Regions from separate parts of the Homo sapiens genome. Here region 1 is linked to region 2. A link is a contact called in ENCODE Hi-C data. All regions are on one chromosome and are shown on one strand. The core of a region is the stretch at or near the end of the contact, and the rest is flanking DNA. Distances in the headings are between cores, read along the strand shown.

Evidence for each region. A loop is a pair of places that touch in the nucleus more often than their neighbours do. Pooled maps may share reads with other maps.
Region 1: a pooled map shows a loop between it and region 2 (2.5-fold over the local background). The contact joins two enhancer-like sites. A Hi-C loop is called at or near these places in 8 of 37 single-sample maps with no recorded cell type and 3 of 50 pooled maps.

The regions. Positions count from the first base shown.
Region 1 is chr6:12,117,849-12,121,836 of GRCh38, forward strand. HIVEP1 (HIVEP zinc finger 1) reads left to right here. Exons shown (of 9, transcript NM_002114.4): 4 at 2,042-3,988. Among named protein-coding and RNA genes, the nearest start is that of HIVEP1, 110 kb to the left of the region's middle. RefSeq lists enhancers at 1,241-1,290, 1,308-1,602, 1,321-1,430, 1,441-1,550. Within about 2 kb of position 1,428, at least 3 of the 41 ENCODE cell types and tissues checked have a DNase peak (open chromatin) inside an H3K27ac peak, as active enhancers do.
Region 2 is chr6:12,592,505-12,596,112 of GRCh38, forward strand. No RefSeq gene overlaps it. Among named protein-coding and RNA genes, the nearest start is that of LINC02530, 8.9 kb to the left of the region's middle. Within about 2 kb of position 1,892, at least 7 of the 41 ENCODE cell types and tissues checked have a DNase peak (open chromatin) inside an H3K27ac peak, as active enhancers do.

The DNA.
Region 1 (3,988 bases), core at 178-2,677, 480 kb before region 2:
TACCCACATCTAGCTTTTGGAAGTGGATAGAGAGACTACTCAGCCCAGGTTGATGAGCATCATTTTTCACTTTGCCTACTTGCCTGATAGAGTTAATGAGAGTCAAAAAGTGCATCACTGACTTTCTTACATTCATCTTAATAAGGGAAAACCAGTGGGAAAACATCATTTCATGAGTGAGTGGATTGGAGAATAAAAAAATGTTTGTTCAACATTTTGTAAAAGTGAATAATACTGATACTTTTTTCTATTGTTCTTTAGCTCAAATATTTTAGTTATGAGACCCCCTTTTGTTTTTTTTTTTATTATGGTGGGTAAATATATCTTTAATGGAATAGTATGCATTTTTTTCATTAAACTATGATATGAGAGCATATAAACTGATGTCACAATATTACTAGAATATTTCTAATGTAAATTTTATTCTCAATAAGTAGTTATTACAGTGTAGACATTTTGGTCTAATATGAATTTCAAATATGTACGTTGCAACAGCTATTTGAAAATAGTGGAGAATTAAGTAGTTGGCTTTCTACAAATAGAGTAATATACGATTGAATATTTTTTGTTCATATGCCCAACAATCCAACAAATGGAAACCAAAGTAAATCATGGCAAGTAATTATTGCTCAAAAATACAGTAGTTGATAGATTGTGGGCACTGTCACTTAAATACTGATTTATTTCCAACACAACTAGAAATTAAGGTGATTTCATTTCTCTTGCAATAAGTTTTACCTTCTTTCTGCCTATCTCCCTACCTGCCTACCTGCCCTACCTATTGCTAATGACAAAGAAACATAGCCATTGAATATTTTGTTGAGTTAAAGTGGTGATTTTTTTTAAACCAAGGCCCATTACAACCTTATGACTTTTTAATTTTGTTGGTAAGAAACCACAAATAAGTGGATTATTTTAGTTTCATAATTTTCTGTTCATTGATATAATTGCTACATCAGCAATACTTCATGGCTGTCCTGACTATGGTCTGCTCTAGAAATTATATTAGCAGCCCCTTTTCTCCTGAAAATATCAGTTTTGCATACTTAGAAATTTGCTGAAAAGTTTGTTTTAAAAGAACCTTAATGAGATAAGACAGTCAAATACTCAGCATTAAAGGGTTGAATTTTCTTCTTTTTGGCCAGCCTTCTCAGACTGTTGTGTAGACAGAGTCCTCAGGTATTGCTACCAAGCCAATCTAGGTCCATTTGTCTGCACACAATGAAAAGCCAAACACTGAATCACTGGATTTTTATAGAGAGAAAGATTAATGGCAAGGCAGCCATGCAGGAGATGGGCTCAATTCTGTCTTCCCTTACCAGCTTAAAGCAGTATATAAAAGGAGGAGATGCTGGAGGAGGAGTTTTGGGGTTGGTTAATGATTGTTGGAAAGGGAGGGGAGGTTTGGAAAGTCCCTTGAGCAGGCACAGTTGTCTCTTCGTGCTTCCTCATGGGTTGCCTTTGCAAATTCGGAGGGAGTTGGTGTGAAACCTGTGGTGAAAATACTGGCTTTGATATCAGAAAGTCCCTCATCTGGCAAGAAGTCTATTCTGTGCAGATCCCAATCAGCCATACCAGTTCCAACCAGCTTCAACCAGTCAACCAGTTTTGTTACAAGCAGAGGGAGTTCTAACAAGCTGTTTCTTTATCTGCAGTGCTGTAAGACAAGCTCAAAACTTCTTGTTAGTTACCAGTTTCTTTAACCCCATGGAGCACTGTTTAAGTATGATAGTGAAAAGGGGAAAGATAATTCAGTTTTGAAAGATCTAGTTCCAGGATGTTGATTATTCAAGAAAGGAACATAAGCATTCTAGAAATGCACACTTAGGTCTTTGAATGAGTGTTTCAATAGATTTTGATTGGCATCATTGTTCAATTTCCGGAATGCAGAAGTGCAATTTTATTTAAAAAATAGACTTTCCTTAAATACTTTCTTCACTTGTCATAATGTCCTTATGATAGTAATCTTAATTTTCAAAAAATTATAGTTGGTGTATGTACAATGTTACCAATTGTTTGTTGTTGTTGTTGTTTTTTCCAGAAATCTTACAGGCTGGTGTTAAAGGAACTTCGGAATCCCTTAAAGGTGTGAAACGCAAAAAGATCGTAGCTGAGAATCACCTGAAAAAAATACCAAAATCCCCACTGAGAAATCCTCTTCAGGCAAAACATAAACAAAATACAGAAGAGTCATCTTTCGCCGTTCTTCATAGTGCTTCGGAGTCTCACAAGAAACAGAATTATATTCCTGTAAAAAATGGGAAGCAGTTTACCAAACAAAATGGAGAAACACCTGGAATAATTGCTGAAGCCTCAAAATCTGAAGAATCTGTCTCCCCAAAGAAGCCCTTGTTTCTGCAGCAACCATCTGAACTGCGTAGATGGAGATCCGAAGGCGCTGATCCTGCCAAATTCAGTGACCTCGATGAACAATGTGACTCAAGTTCCTTGTCAAGTAAAACCAGGACTGACAATAGCGAATGCATCTCTTCTCATTGTGGCACTACGTCCCCCTCCTATACAAACACTGCATTCGATGTCTTACTGAAAGCAATGGAGCCAGAACTGAGCACCTTGTCACAAAAGGGCTCACCTTGTGCAATTAAGACAGAAAAACTGAGGCCAAATAAAACTGCACGTTCCCCTCCCAAATTAAAAAACAGTTCAATGGATGCCCCAAATCAGACTTCACAGGAATTGGTTGCTGAATCACAGTCTTCTTGTACCTCATACACAGTCCATATGTCTGCTGCTCAGAAGAATGAGCAAGGGGCAATGCAGTCAGCTTCTCATTTGTATCATCAACATGAACACTTTGTTCCCAAATCCAACCAACATAATCAACAGCTTCCGGGGTGTTCAGGTTTCACAGGATCACTGACAAATCTGCAAAATCAAGAGAATGCCAAACTTGAACAGGTTTATAATATAGCAGTGACATCATCTGTAGGCCTAACTTCACCTTCCAGTAGATCTCAGGTTACTCCTCAAAACCAGCAAATGGATTCTGCTTCACCTTTGTCAATAAGTCCGGCTAATTCTACACAGTCGCCCCCCATGCCAATCTATAATTCAACTCATGTTGCCTCTGTTGTTAATCAAAGCGTAGAGCAAATGTGCAATCTTCTTCTGAAAGATCAGAAGCCAAAAAAACAAGGAAAATATATTTGTGAGTATTGCAATAGAGCATGTGCAAAGCCTAGTGTGCTTTTAAAGCATATCCGCTCCCACACTGGAGAGCGACCCTATCCCTGTGTGACTTGTGGATTTTCATTTAAGACTAAAAGTAATCTGTATAAGCACAAGAAATCCCACGCACATACTATCAAACTGGGTCTTGTCTTGCAACCAGATGCTGGTGGCTTGTTCTTGTCCCACGAGTCCCCCAAAGCACTTAGTATTCATTCAGACGTAGAAGACAGTGGGGAGAGCGAGGAGGAAGGCGCCACTGATGAGAGACAGCATGACCTGGGCGCCATGGAGCTGCAGCCTGTGCACATAATAAAGAGGATGTCAAATGCTGAAACTTTACTAAAATCAAGCTTCACTCCAAGCAGTCCAGAAAATGTGATAGGTGACTTTTTGCTACAGGACAGATCTGCAGAATCACAAGCTGTGACAGAGTTACCGAAAGTTGTGGTCCACCATGTCACTGTGTCCCCCTTAAGAACTGACAGTCCAAAGGCCATGGATCCCAAGCCTGAACTTTCTAGTGCACAAAAGCAGAAGGACCTTCAGGTGACAAACGTACAGCCACTTTCAGCCAACATGTCCCAGGGTGGAGTCTCCAGGTTGGAGACTAATGAGAATTCCCACCAGAAAGGCGACATGAATCCACTGGAAGGAAAGCAAGACTCTCACGTAGGAACGGTACACGCCCAGCTACAAAGGCAGCAGGCTACCGATTACTCCCAAGAGCAGCAAGGAAAGCTCCTGAGTCCTCGAAGTTTAGGAAGTACGGATTCTGGTTACTTTTCACGTTCTGAAA
Region 2 (3,608 bases), core at 642-3,141:
TGTACGTGTGATATACTCCACAATGAAAATAAACAAATCTATACTTACCATGGCCTTCTCATGTCCAGAAACCCCTCGAAATACCCTTATCCTTTACCGCTGGACCATTTGGGTGGGAAATGATTACAAAGCCCTATCTTAAGCTTCATCAATGTGATGGATTAGTTTTAAGGTTTGAATGAACAAGATGATAGAAAATGAGAGAGCGCACTGGCTCCCCAGGTGGGCACAGAGGCTCAGAGGATAGGAATTTAGTGAGTGCCACTGTCAACATACTTCACATAGTTGGCAGTTTTGCCTAACATGGTCTCTGCCTGCAGAATTGCCACAAGTTGGAAATCCCACATCAGTCACCACTTCCTCGGGGACATTAGTTGTTCATGTAAATTCCGAACAATGGAAGCTGGCTTTTCATCCATACGGAAATGGAACACAAAGACAGAGCCCTAGAAGTGGAGTGTGAGTGCTGAGGATTTTCCCTAAGCCTCTTCCCTTCCACATGTGTTGATGTGTGATGTGTTGGTTAAGTATTTGGAAAGCACATCAGGTTTTAGTAATTTTTTTTCTCTAAAAAGAACAATTTGCTCTTAGAAGAATGACAGTTTTCTTTCCTTATTACATGAAATCACCCTCTGACCCCCTAAAAAGCAGAGATCTTTTGTAGGGATACACACAAGTGTGAAAAACTGAAAAGCAGAACTGGTAATAATGGACAGAAAATTAAAGAGAGCTGTCACCTCTGTCAAGGGGAAGGAGGACATGATCATGGAGATTTACTAGGTGAGGAAGGTGGTTCTGAAATACTGGCAATATTCTAGTTCTTAAGTGTTATTCTTTAAATGGCACATAAACGTTTCATAGTCTCCTTTGCATATATTGTATATTTCACAATACATTTTTATTTGTTTTATTTTACCTGAAGTTCTACCTAGTTGCCAAAAAAAAGCAGAAGTAAAAAAAGCTTTGCCAAAGAACCAGGATCAGAACCAAGCAGACCAGTAGGAGAGAGGTTTTTCTTTTTTTTAAAATTTTTAACTTCTAATTTTTGTGGGTATGTAGTAGCTGTATATATTTCTAGGTTCCAAGAGGTGTTTCGATACAGGCATGCAATGTGACATAAGCACATCACAGAGAATGGGGTATCCGTCTCCTCAAGCATTTATCCAGAGAGAGATTTTTCATGTACACCAGTACTCTTCTTTTCAGGTTTCAGCCTTTTAAATACATAACTTTCACAAGAGATGTTTTGAATGTTTTCCCTTGACCTTGAGAAAGAAAAGCATTTGCTGAGATGTTGCCTATGTGTGAAAGGGAGGGGAATCCTAGAGGAGAGGCCACTGAGTTTGCCACCCAGTTGACGCATAAGAAGCAACTTGAGAAGGACTCCAAAAGCAGCAGGTCAGCAAGTGGAAACCAGCATTGAATCAGCTGAATGGGTACCTGGAAGTGGGGTGAATGTTAAGTGTCAGTTTGCCTGCAATCGCCCCCGCTATGTATTCCTGTCCCAGAGTAATCATTAACAGCACTCCTGTTAGTGGCAGCAAATTTGTATGGGTCTGCAGCAACCTCAGCTCTCGCCTCCTCAGAAGAAAGCATTCAACTGAGGGGCCTATAGCAGAGTAAGAGACCGAGGCAAGTTTGAGAGCAGGAGTGAAAGCTTATTAAACAGCTTCAGAACAGGAACAAAAGGAAATAAAGCACCCTTGCAAGAGGGCCACGTGGGCAACTTGAGAGCTCAAGAGCGCTATTTGACTTCTGACTTGGGGTTTTATATGTTGGCACGTTTCTGAGGAGTTGTGCCTCTTCTCCCCTGAGCCTTTCCTTAGGGCAGCCTGTCTGCATGAGCAGTGACCTCCCAGCTCTTGGGAGGGGAGGTGCCGTGTGTTTACTGGAGTTGTGCGCATGCTCACTTGAAGCATTCTTCCCTTATCAGTCGAGCGTTCCCATAAGGTCATATCCAGTTAAACTCTGCCATTTTGCCTCTTAGTTTACAGGTGTCAGCCCACTTGCCCAGCTCCTGAGATCTTACTGGGAAGCTGCTGATCACCAGTTTCAGGTGTTTCTATTGAGAGACTGCCTTTCCCTGCATGGGTTGCAACCAATGATTGTTTTAGAGAGACAATTGACAACTGCCTGACCATCACCTGACGGTTGTTTGACTTTCCCATGCGGGGGAGTGGGGAAGCCTCTCTTGCTCTGCTCATCTCTGCCTGACTACCTACTGTAACACTTCTTTCACTTTCAAAAGTGTCCCAATTTGACCATAAATAATGTGGTTAACCCGTACATAAAGGAAGAAATGTAATGTGCTGTGGGAGGAGAAGGGCTCATGCAGGAAGACCTCTTAAAAAGGGACTATCTAGGGCTTAGATGCTGTGGCTCTAATTGGCAAAGAAGTGTGGTAAAACTTTTAAAAAAAATATTAAAGAGAGGAAAAGAAGGAGAGAAGGAGGAGGATAATTATTTTTGTGTTTATTTAGATCTATACAAAGAAACACACAATGGAAGTAGTAATTTCTTTGACCAACTTTTCTTCTGCTTTGAGCTTCTGAAGAGCATGCCTGGGCTTTCTTTCACCTCAATTTCATTTTCATCTGAGATAAGTAAAAGATATATGGGAACTGGCATTATCTAAGTTAATTTAGAGATTAGGGTGAGTTCATTTCCAGCTCTTCATCTTGCCTGTGGAGGAAAGGCTGGAAGCTTCCTACTCTTTCACATCACAGAGCTTGTGACCTGTAATTTTTGCTGTTTCTCAATCTGCATTCTTGTAGCTTTGTTCATTAATGGAATGCTGTAATTTATGAGCTTTCCTCTTTTGACCCTTTAAGAGAACTTTATCAGCATTCTCTAATTTTATTAACAAAACAAAAGAAACTATTTTTAGGAACGATGATCACATAAGGCTGAACCCAGACCATCCCAAGCAGATGTTGCGGTCCTGCAAAGTGGTCCCGTGAGGTAGTTGCTCCAACACGTGGTCTCAGCTCAGAAGTCACTGTTTTTGCAAACGTTGTCCTTAAAGGAGGAACAAGGTGCAGAACTTTTGTTTCTCTTTTCCTTTCTTTTGAAATATCAATTTGCCTATAACCATAGGGTAAATAACAGTCTATAGGAAAAAGGGGAAGCGATGTAGAGTTAAACAGAGGAAGGAGTAAGCAGAAAAAGTAACAGGTCACACAGAAACCAAGAAACTACAAGTTATAATGATGGTGGTTCCGTTTTCTTCCTGCATCTATGATTTCGAAACGGGCTAAATTGGGATGGGTAAGATCTAATTGGGATTCCCCCCAGATGCAACATCTTTGTGAATTTGTGGATGGGACCAGATAAGAAACTCGTGGAGGAAGGAGATTCAAATGAGCAGATTTCAGTATCCTTCAGGCAAACCCAGCCTTGAGTATTTCTCAGCTTTTGGAGATCCCAGGAAAAACATAAATGATGGAGTCACTAGGAGATAAACAATGTAATTTGACTCAAGAGAATGGGCAGAAAATCAGACACCCTAGGAGAAAAAAACAACCTGCTATTTGTAAATTTATTCATGGTGGTCAAGATCAATAACAGCAATCAAACGGTTTAGTTGCACGGAGGAAAACTTTATTTAC